Linked DNA regions of Homo sapiens: regions 2, 3 and 4 are each linked to region 1. Evidence: chromatin contacts called from ENCODE Hi-C or POLR2A ChIA-PET data. All regions are on one chromosome and are shown on one strand. The core of a region is the stretch at or near the end of the contact, and the rest is flanking DNA. Distances in the headings are between cores, read along the strand shown.

Evidence for each region. A loop is a pair of places that touch in the nucleus more often than their neighbours do. ChIA-PET counts read pairs that join two places held with the same protein, here RNA polymerase II (POLR2A). Pooled maps may share reads with other maps.
Region 2: POLR2A ChIA-PET joins it to region 1 with 10 read pairs in T-cell. The contact joins the enhancer-like site here to the promoter of KDM2B-DT in region 1. POLR2A ChIA-PET finds 5 or more read pairs at or near these places in 3 of 52 experiments (CD8-positive, alpha-beta memory T cell, T-cell and activated T-cell).
Region 3: POLR2A ChIA-PET joins it to region 1 with 12 read pairs in activated CD4-positive, alpha-beta T cell. The contact joins the promoter of CFAP251 here to the promoter of KDM2B-DT in region 1. A Hi-C loop is called at or near these places in 5 of 50 pooled maps. POLR2A ChIA-PET finds 5 or more read pairs at or near these places in 5 of 52 experiments (CD4-positive, alpha-beta memory T cell, HCT116, Panc1 and 2 more).
Region 4: a pooled map shows a loop between it and region 1 (6-fold over the local background). The contact joins the enhancer-like site here to the promoter of KDM2B-DT in region 1. A Hi-C loop is called at or near these places in 7 of 50 pooled maps. POLR2A ChIA-PET finds 5 or more read pairs at or near these places in 4 of 52 experiments (AG04450, B cell, PC-3 and 1 more).

The regions. Positions count from the first base shown.
Region 1 is chr12:121,579,221-121,581,816 of GRCh38, reverse strand. KDM2B-DT (KDM2B divergent transcript) reads right to left here and starts at 1,306. Exons shown (of 4, transcript NR_183427.1): 1 at 554-1,306. It overlaps KDM2B (lysine demethylase 2B), which reads left to right and starts at 794. Exons shown (of 23, transcript NM_032590.5): 1 at 794-1,031. The coding sequence starts at 906. RefSeq lists silencers at 1,074-1,123, 1,204-1,513 and an enhancer at 569-1,504.
Region 2 is chr12:121,195,757-121,198,352 of GRCh38, reverse strand. All of the region lies in intron 2 of LOC105370032 (a long non-coding RNA gene), which reads left to right. Among named protein-coding and RNA genes, the nearest start is that of P2RX4, 13 kb to the left of the region's middle. Within about 2 kb of position 1,297, at least 2 of the 41 ENCODE cell types and tissues checked have a DNase peak (open chromatin) inside an H3K27ac peak, as active enhancers do.
Region 3 is chr12:121,917,272-121,919,867 of GRCh38, reverse strand. It overlaps CFAP251 (cilia and flagella associated protein 251), which reads right to left and starts at 1,276. Exons shown (of 22, transcript NM_144668.6): 1 at 1,173-1,276. PSMD9 (proteasome 26S subunit, non-ATPase 9) reads right to left here. Exons shown (of 6, transcript NM_002813.7): 6 at 1,571-2,596. RefSeq lists a silencer at 998-1,147.
Region 4 is chr12:121,838,373-121,840,968 of GRCh38, reverse strand. It overlaps HPD (4-hydroxyphenylpyruvate dioxygenase), which reads left to right. Exons shown (of 14, transcript NM_002150.3): 13 at 921-1,037; 14 at 1,131-1,442. The coding sequence ends at 1,241. Among named protein-coding and RNA genes, the nearest start is that of TIALD, 17 kb to the left of the region's middle. RefSeq lists enhancers at 110-779, 1,451-2,121 and a silencer at 1,289-1,488. Within about 2 kb of position 1,313, at least 16 of the 41 ENCODE cell types and tissues checked have a DNase peak (open chromatin) inside an H3K27ac peak, as active enhancers do.

The DNA.
Region 1 (2,596 bases), core at 57-2,556:
GGGGAAGCCACGTCCTCCCCACAGGTCTGTCTGATAGCCTGGGGACCATATGGGAGCACAGCAATCATTCAGATTCATAATTTCTCTGAGCTTCAGTTTCCCTATCTGCAAAATGACCTGCTCCAAGTATCCCACAGGGTTATGGCAGAAATAAAATGTCAGGCTCAAAGCCTGCTATCTACAATGTCCCTTTATCGTCTCCCTCTTGCCATGTCATTTTATCAGCATCTTTACCCGCAAGATCAGGCCTAGCAGGGCGCCACAGCTGGGGCTGGAGGAATGTTTAGGGCTAGCTTTTCTCAAGCCAAGTCGACCTGACTGTTGCTCATGATGGGAGGACAAGACAACCCAGGACCAGTGCTGGGGTAGTCAAAAACACTAGTAAGTGGACAGGGACCTAATGACACCCATGTATGTACGGAGGGTGCCGATACCTCCGCTAAGAAGCCCTGTAGGGGCTTCATCAAGGGCACTAGAGTTCCCCCCACCTATCCCAGAGCACCATGCACCTTTCCACCGACTTGTCTTCTATAAACTACCAACAAGGGCTTACCCTTCGCTCCTGTGCGGGCTGCGTTAGGAGGCGCCAGATCCAATTCTCTGCGTCTTTCGCTCCTGAGCATCTATCTGCTCCCCTTGCCGAGCGCAAGAACCTTTAAAAAATGTCCAACTTCTGTTTCAGGGCTGGTCGCCTAGTAAAGGAGTCCACAGAGGCGGGCAGAATGAATGAATGAAAGGCAACGTCTTCCGGTCAGCTGCGGACTGCAAAGGCTCTGGTCTGGCTGTATTTCCTGTACGTGTGTGTGTCCACATCTTTGAGTGCCGGGAGTTTAAAAGTTAGGCAGTCCTTATAGGTATGGAAGCCGAGCTAATTTCCTTCTGAGCCCCCCAAATGCCTCCTCCACATGGCGGGTCCGCAAATGGGGGGATCTGCAGAGGATCACCCCCCACGAAAAAGACATGCAGCAGAAAAGCAAAAAAAGAAAACAGTTATATATACAAAATGCTTTGAATTTGAGTCGGCCACACAGGTAATGTTGGGGGAGGGGTGGATGAAAGAAGAGGAAGAGGGGTAGCCCTGGGCAATGAGGGCAGGAACGGAGGTGGGGGGTCGTTTTTGGGGGTGCCAGGCCCCGGGGGCTTTCACGCCAGCATGCTCGGCTTGCATTTCCGCGCCTCCCGCTGAGGCCAGCCGTGCAAATCTGCACCTCCCTCCCCGCCCCCTCCTCCTTCCCTCCCTCCCTGCCCCGCCATCTCCGGGATGCGCCCGCCGCCTGCAACTCGGCCCTCCAAAAGTCAGCTCTGCACACAACTCCCGGGCGGCGGCGGCGCCTGCGTGCAGAGGCGCACTCGTGACCCAACAACAAAACAGCGATGCCACGGCGCTAACGGCGCCCGGTGCCTCCCGGGCTCCCTCCCCGCCCCATACCTCCTCGGGCCGCCGCCCCCACCCCCCCAAGCCCGGGCCGAGAGCCCCCCCAAATAGCCCGGCCGCGGGCTCCGAGCGCGATCGGCAACAATGTTTACGTTCCGGGGATTATGACGTCGACGCCTCCCCCCCCCCACAACTGCTGAAAATGGTTTCCTAGGACTTTGCAAACGGATCTGCCTAAGTGTTGGTGCAAAACTTTGTAGATCTCGGCTCTGGCTTGCTTTATTTATTTATTTTTTGGTTTGTTTTCTTTGGTCTTCCCTCCTTCCCCCCTCGGCCAAAATGCAGGGGGCAGGAGTGTTGACAATTAATTGGTGAACTCTCCTAAAAAAATGGAGGCAGAGAAAGACTCTGGAAGAAGATTGGTGTGTAGCTTTTTTTTTTTTTTTTTTTTTCCAAATCTGTATCTGGCATATGATAGATCTTTTTTTTTTTTTTTTTGGTTGTTTCTCGCTGCCTTTTCTTTCCTTTTCTGTATTTTGCAAGAGGACCGGGAAAAAAATATAATAAATTGCATGCAAAAGGAAGCAAGCTGCTTACTCCTCCAGCCCCTTGTGAGGCTTAGAGTCTCAGACACTTAAGTGGGGAGGTGGTATCGGGGAAAGGCGTGGAGGGGGGCTGAGCGGGCTCGGGGTTCGCCCGGAATCTGGGGGGCTGAGGGGCCGGGCGCTGGGCGGTGGAGGGAGGAGGCAGGGGGATGCGGGGAGTGGTGGGGGAGTCTCCTTAGGAAGTGAGTGTGCGCGCGCGCTTGTGGGGAGATGAGGCAGCTGCTGGTGCGTTTTGGGGTCTCCGATCCGAGCTTTGTGGCGGGCCGTCTGCCTCTCCCCCTTCCAAGCCCCGATTCTCCTCCCCCCACCTCCTCTTCTTGCACTGGCGGGCGGGCGGCGGGGGCGGCTGGGGTCTCAGCCCTTCCATTTCAGCTTTCCAGCTTCCCCGGTAGCTCGGGGGCGGCTCCAGCTTTAGAAATGCCGCCGGCCCCCGGTTCCGGCTTCCCGGCTCTGCCGCCGCGGCCGCTGGGGCTGCTGTTACCGCCGAGCCGGGCGCCGCAGCGGCTCCTCCTGGGGCCTACATTTGCCCCGCCAGCCCGTGTCCGGAGCCCCCTTCGCGGGTTACATAACCAGGCTCCCGGCCGAGTGGGCGAAGCCCAGCACATTTCGGGGGCGG
Region 2 (2,596 bases), core at 48-2,547, 380 kb after region 1:
ACTGCACTTGCTGTGGGTGACAGAGTGAGACTGTGTCTCAAAAACAAAACAAAACAAAAACCGTGGGGAATTTTTTTTTAAAGTGTGAAAAAAAATAGAAAACTACATTTCTTGTGATCTTGTATCAGACACCTTCAAGCTTACCTGAAAGTTTGAATCAAAACAAAATAACAAAGTGTGCCTTTTATATAACTTGTCTCGTTGTGAAGACCCATCTGCTTTTTTCTCTGGTGAAGACAGGTTTTCTGAAACACACAGTGTTGAGTCTTTCCCATCCCTCAACAATTACTGGATTATTAGCTAAATAAGCATTCTCCAGCAGATCTAAATCTGACACAACAAGAATGCACGTTTCTTTGGCTCTGAACAGCATTTTATCTTTTGAAAACCACCTTCACGTGAGTGATACTCAGAATCCCATTTTACAGTTGAGTAAAAGCTCAAACTCATTTGTTTCTGATAAAACATTCTGGAGGTCTCCTTGCAAATTTTTCTGGTTCATTATGCCTCCCTTTATCCTCCATAAGATAATAGTTCATAGCCTATAGTCCCAGCTACTCAGGAGGCTTGAGCCCAGGAGTTCAAAGCCAGTCTGGGCAACATGGTGAGACTATGTCTCTAAAAAATAATTTAAAAAAAGATAGCCAGGCAGGGTGGCTCATGCCTGTAATCCCAGAACTTTGGGAGGCTGAGGTGGGCAGATCACGAGGTCAGGAGTTCGAGACCAGCCTGACCAACATGGTGAAACCCTGTCTCTACTAAAAATACAAAAATTAGCTGGGAATGGTGGTGGGTGCCTGTAATCCCAGCTACTCAGGAGGCTGAGGCAGGATAATTGCTTGAACCCGGGAGGCGGAGGTTGCAGTGAGCCGAGATTGTGCTGCTGCACTGCAGCCTGGGCAACAGAGCGAGACTCCATCTAAAAAAATAAAATAAAATAAAGAGATAATAATTGGTCGCTAAGAGGGAAGGAAGGAAAGCAGGACTCCTCAGACTCCAAAACTATCAACGTGTTATAACATTTTGCATTTTCAGTTGTTTTAGAGGTGGATAAGAATAACCTTTAAGTCCACATAAGAATCACAAAATGTTCTGTTGAGATTTCCCCAATTATTTATTTATTTATTTATTTTTGAGATGGATTTTCGCTCTTGTTGTCTAAGGCGTTAGGTGTGTGAGCTACACACCGAATCATGAGATACATGGCATGCAGTGATGTCAGCACAGCCAACAGGAAGTGTTTGTGGAGAGTAGCGCCCTATCCCTTTCTTCACTTGCTTCCCTTTTTCTCGTTTTTCTATCTCATGAGTTCCATTCTCTGGGCAATAGGAAATTGAGAGGGAAGTGGGGTGACTCAGTACAGTTAGTTTCTTTTGGCTTTCTTTGAAGCCGCCCTGCTTCTTGCAATAGCCCCTTCTTTTCTAACAGATCTGGGTCAAGTTTAACTAGCACAGGTTTAGCTACTGTCTCCAGAGTGAAGCTTGGGATGGACAAGGGGAGGGGGAATGGGCATCAAAGTAGGAAATTGAGTGGGAAGTGGGGGACAAAGTACAGTCAATTTCTTTGGGTCAGTGGAGGATAAAAGTTGCTTCTTTCCTGCCCTAAGAAATATCCAGAATGCTTATCTCTTGCCTTTAGTCATTTTACCCTAACCCAATTAGGGTTAGCATTAGGGCTAAGGTTAGGGTTAGCCTTAGGGTCAGCCTTAGCCTTCCATTTGGACAAAATCTGCCATTTGGCCGGGCGCAGTGGCTCATGCCGGTAGTCCCAGCACTTTGGGAGGTGAGGAGGGCAGATTTCTTGAGGCCAGGAGTTCGAGAACAGACTGGCCAACATGGCGAAACCCCATCTCTACGAAAATACAAAAATTATCTGCGTGTGGTGGTGCACACCTGTAATCCCAGTTACTTGGGAGGCTGAGGCAGGAGAATCACTTGAACCTGGTAGGCGGAGTTTGCAGTGAGCCAAGATCACGCCACTGTACTCCAGTCTGCACGACAGAGTGAGACTACAGCTCAAATAATAATAATAATGATAATAATAATAATAATAATAATAATAATAAAAATAGTGTGAACCCGGGAGGTGGAGCTTGCAGTCAGCCAAGATCGTGCCACTGCACTCCAGCCTGGGCAACAGAGTGAGACTCCGTCTCAAAAATAAATAAATAAATAAAATAAAAATAAAAATAAAAATAAAAATAATATAAATATGAAAATAAAGTTCTGCTTTAGCTGTGTGCCACCGATTTTGACATATATTACATTCATTATCCAGTTCTATTGAGTCATTTAGCAATATTTCTTACAATATTTCAATCAGCTTCCAAATATTTTAAAAATCTACCTCTTAAAAATTAATTTCTGGCTGGCGTGGTGGCTCACGCTTATAATCCCAACACTTTGGGAAGCTGAGGCAGGCAGATCACCTAAGGTCAAGAGTTCGAGTCCAGCCTGGCCAACATGGCGAAACCCTGTCTCTACTAAAAATACAAAAATTAGCCGGGCATGGTGGCAGGCGTCTGTAATCCCAGCTACTCGGGAGGCTGAGGTAGGGAGAATTGCTTGAACCCAGGAGGTGGAGGTTTCAGCGAGCC
Region 3 (2,596 bases), core at 27-2,526, 340 kb before region 1:
AGATCTTAAAAATACTGATCCAGGGCCTGTCAACTTTCTGGGAATAAACACCTTGTAGCCTTTTTACTCATTTAAAATATATTTATATTCCCACAGGCAGCAAAATGCATAACCCACATATTAGCAACAATTCTAGAAACAGGAATACGAGAAGAAGCAGGGTAGCCTAGTGGTTAAAAGCAAGGGCCTTGCTGTCAGCTTGTCCTAGCATTGAATCCCATTTCCACCACGTACTTGCTCTGTGACCTTGGGCAAGTCACTTTACCCCTCAGAGTCTGCATTTTCTCATGGGCAAAATGAAAAGAATAATCCTAAATTCTAGGGTTGTTGTAGAGAAGTGATAACATATATAAAATGCTCATCACAATTCTGGCACATACAGCTTGAAAAAATGGTAGCAGTTGTTATTATTTGAGAGAAAAGCAACCCTAATGTGCAAAGAAATGAACAGTTTGAAAGCCTTCTGGCATATTCTCCATTTATTCCTTACAACAAACAAGAGTTTGAACTAGGAAAACAATAAGGATGGATACTTTATCCCTAAAGAGTTGGACCCCGAACAAAAAAAATCCCTACATTTTCAGTGACATTAGAATAAGAGAACTCAACACTTTGAAAATAAAGTCCCAGAGAGTACAGAGTAGAAAAGGTATTTCTATTTCTTAATTTCTTTCTCAGCACTAAATGTATCAGCTCCTCAAATTCATCTCTGGTAAAAAAAAAATAATAATAATAATAATAAATAAATAATGAATGGATAAATGAGTTTGAGGCTCTGAGAGGTGAAGTGACTTATTCAAGATGACACCGCTAGTAAGAACGAGATTTCTCTGGCACTTAGTTTCTCCAGCTGAAAAATCACTGCTCTGAATCAAGTCTAGGGCTCTCACCACCGAGCCTCTTTTGACTGAGCCCAACTTCGCCGGCGCGTCTGGACAGCCGGGTTCGAGCCGCAGGGGTTTGGGGCAGGGGTGCCAGGTGCGTGGCTCTGCGAGGGGATTAAAGCCCAGGTGCGGCCTCTGCCTCCAACTCAGGTCTCCCTGGGGCCGCCCCAGGCCCCACAAGGGCCAGGTCGGGTGAGCGCCCCCCAAGGGGCACCAGACCCCGCCAGGTCGGGGGCCCCCTCGCCAGGGCCGCGTGGCCTCCGCCCCGGACTTACAGAGAGCACCCACCCCGGTCTTCAAAAGGCCAGAGTCGTCCCGCCGCCTGGACCCCTCAGCCACCTCCCGGGCCTCCTTCCAGCGGCCGCCACCTTCTCCACCAGCTCCCTAGTTCTGGTTGCCACCCAAGCTCCGTCCCCATGGCAACCGCCACCGCCGGAAGCGACAGGCCCTAAAGCGACAGGGCAGGGCGGTGGTCACGTGCCAGGAAACGGTGACGAGCGTGCCCGACGTGCCTCCTGCCGGTCGCTGGCGGCATAGACTTTCCTCGCTTTTCTGTCCTTCCTCCGCTCGCACGATCCCACCTTTTCACATGGTCCCGTCCCCTAAGAAGCTGCAGCGGCCAATACTGCCAATTTTTACTTTCCGCAACCTTGGCAAGATGGGGTGGAGAAGTATGAACTCGGATACAATGCTCTTTTCCAAAAGCAAACTGAATTTCCAGGTCTCATGGATGCAGCACACAACCGTCCTGCCTGCCTCCTCACCGGGCACCGCGTGTTGCAGACAATTCCAGCTGGCTGGGGGCAGATATGACACAGGGTGCACCAGCTTGCGGTTCTCAGCACAAAGCGTTTCCGCAAAACCGGTCTGGCTATATCTATTAGGATCATTCCACGTCAAAGTGGCTCTCCACTAACATCTCATGGAAGACGGCAACAGGTGGCCACACGGGTTTCCACTGGGACCCCTGCAGGAAACCAGCCAGAGCCACTGAGGCAGAAGGCTCTCTGCTGCTGTCATTTTAGGAGAATGTGAATAATTCTCCCCGCCCACACTGCCATGCCCCAGTGATGGTAAATTGATTAATATGCATACATCTTAAAATAAAAAAGAAAGGATAAACTGGGCAAGCTGTGTTTATTATAGTCTGAGACTTTATAAAAGAGACTGGAAAATACGTGGAATTAGAACATGCAATTTAAACAGCAAACATTGGTAAACACAGCATGTCTGTGGCTACCAGAGGGGAATACGTATGGCTGTCAGGTCAAATAGAGTTTGAGGGAATTCGCCCAATAGGAAGGCTTTGGAATTGAGTGTGAGAACCTGTGGCTGGAAGCACACAGCAATACCAATCCCATCAAGGCAAGCTGGTATCTGTATCCAACCACAGCAAAACCAGTCCCAAGGAACACAGGGCTTGCCTGGCAGAACTGCCAAAACAGAAAGCGGTGTGCAAGAACTGGGGAAATGAACACTGATACCATGGAGAGGAAAAAATAATTCAAAGTATTGGCAGGAATCCCTGAGAACCATTTTACCATCTTAAAAGAGACAAAAAATAAAAGGGAGGAAGAATAAGCATTTTCAAGAGGTCTGATCTACTCGTTCCTATCCATACCTCAGCGGTTTACAAAATAGCGCTGATCTCAGGGCATAGCCAGGAGGTTCAATTATAAAAAGTCAAACTAGCAGTGGGCTGGGCGCAGTGG
Region 4 (2,596 bases), core at 64-2,563, 260 kb before region 1:
ACTCACCTCAGCCTCCCAGAGTGCTGGGATTACAGGCGTGAGCCACCTTGCCCAGCCTAATTTTTGTATTTTTTTTTGTAGTGACTGGGTTTCCCCATGTTGGCCAGGCTGGTCTCGAACTGAGCTCAGGTGATCCACCTGCCTCGGCCTCCCAAAGTGAGCCACCATGCCTGGCCACCCCCTTTTTTTTTTTTAATCCGTATTTTAAGGAAGCAACACTATATGTTTAACTTTTTGAGAAGCTGCCAGACTGTTTTCCAAAGTGGTTGCACCATTTTACAGTCCCACCAGCAGTACATGAGGGTTCCGATTTCCACTGGAGGATTTTAAACAGGGGAATGACATGATCCGACTTTTAAAAGATCCCGCAGCAGGTCATGGTGGCTCACGCCTGTAATCCCAACACTTTGGGAGGTCGAGGTGGGTGGATCACCTGAGGTCAGGAGTTCGAGACCAGCCTGACCAATATCGTGAAACCCCGTCTTACTAAAAATACAAAAATTAGCCGGGCATGGTAGCCTGCGCCTGTAGTCCCAGCTACTCGGGAGGCTGAGACAGGAGAATCGCTTGAACCCGGAAGGCGGAGGTTTCAGTGAGCCAAGATTGCGCCACCGCACTCCAGCCTGGGTAACAGCGCAAGGCTCCGTCTCAAAAAAGAAAAAGAAAGTGTCCTGATAATGTCTGCGGGGAGGATGGATTGTAAGGATACAAGATTAGAAGCGGGCAGCAGTCTTGAATGGTGCCTTAGGAACTGTAGTAGGGGGATAGTAATAGGACAGTTTGGGGATATATTTGGAGGTGGCTGAACTGCCAGAAAAAGAGGTCATTTCCAGACTTTTGGGGTGCAGGAGCCCCTGTGGACTTTCCAAGGATCTCACCGTGCCAGCCTCCCCTAGCAGAGCCCCCTGTCTCCCGCCTAGGAGCTGAAAATCCTGGTGGACTACGACGAGAAAGGCTACCTCCTGCAGATCTTCACCAAACCGGTGCAGGACCGGCCCACGCTCTTCCTGGAAGTCATCCAGCGCCACAACCACCAGGTACTGCTTGTCCCCGGCAGGCCCGAGGGGACAGGCAGCTAGCACACTCGGTTTTCTGGGTCCTTGGCTCATCTCCTCTCTTTCCCGCCACAGGGTTTTGGAGCCGGCAACTTCAACTCACTGTTCAAGGCTTTCGAGGAGGAGCAGAACCTGCGGGGTAACCTCACCAACATGGAGACCAATGGGGTGGTGCCCGGCATGTAAGCCCCGCCCACCCCACGGAGGCCACAGCCACACAGCCACGCCCCCTGATTCTGGAACTCGCCCAACTTCCCTACTGGCTGCTCCCCTTGGGTCCCGCCCACCAGCGGACTCGGCCCCCAAGGCTCCGCCCACACTGACCACGCCCCTCGGCGGGGCCGCCCTCTGCTCCAGCCCTCCCGATTAAAGCGTGCCCCGGTCCAATACTGTGTCTGTGTTTGTGTTGCGCATAAGGCAGTAGTGCCTTATGGCAGCCAGGGGGAGGCCAGGGCGGCCGCCAGCGCCGCGGGACCGAGGAGCTGCGGGTGCCAGCGCTTTGCCAGCGGGACCACGCGGAGAGGGGAATTCTGGAACCAGGGAAGGAAGGGGACTTGCTCTGGAGGGAAAGACGGATGACACTGCTTTTGTAGAGAGATAAACGCGATTCAGACAATAAAGCAAGCGATGAGCCGGGCGTGGTGGCTCACACCTGTAATTTCAGCGCTTTGGGAGGCAGAGGTGGGAGGATCGCTTGAGGCCAGGAGTTCGAGCCCAGCCCGGTAACATAGCAAGACCCCGACCCCCCTGCGTCTACACAAATAACAAATAAAAATTAGCCTGGCGTAGTGGCGCACACCTGTGGTCCCAGCTACTCAGGAGGCTGAGGTGGGAGGATCGATTGATGGACAGAGGTCTAAGCTGCAGCGAGCCCTGATCCTGACACTGCACTCCAGCCTGGGCAAGAGTGAGACCCTGTCTCAAAAAAAAAAAAGGCAGTTGATGAGAATATGTGGAAGCGAAGATCGCAGGGGAGCTAATTTTGATAACGGAAGACCTCTCCGAGAAGGTGACATTTGGGAGCCAGCCATGGGACCATGCTCGGGAAAAGGATTCCAGGAAGAGCGAACGGAGAAAGGCCCTGAGGTGGGGTCAGAGTTTGGCAGCATCTTGTCTGCCGGCTTGATGATCTCTTTTTGTTGTTGTTGAGACGGAGTTTCGCTCTGTCCCCCAGGCTGGAGTGCAGTGGTGCGATCTCGGCTCACTGCAAGCTCCGCCTCCCGGGTTCACGCCATTCTCCTGCCTCAGCCTCCCGAGTAGCTGGGACTACAGGCGCCCGCCACCACGCCCGGCTAATTTTTTGTATTTTTAGCAGAGACGGAGTTTCACCTTGTTAGCCAGGATGGTCTCGGCCTCCCAAAGTGCTGGGATTACAGGCGTGAGCCACCGCGCCCGGCCGATGATCTCTAAAGATGAGCTGTCTTCAGTTTTGCTACCCAGAGCCCAAACCTCTGAACACAGGAGAGGGGAGAGTGTTAGACAAGGGACTCTAGGGGCAGCATCCCTGCTCATCAACTGTAGGATATGGTCCCTTGGTTCCT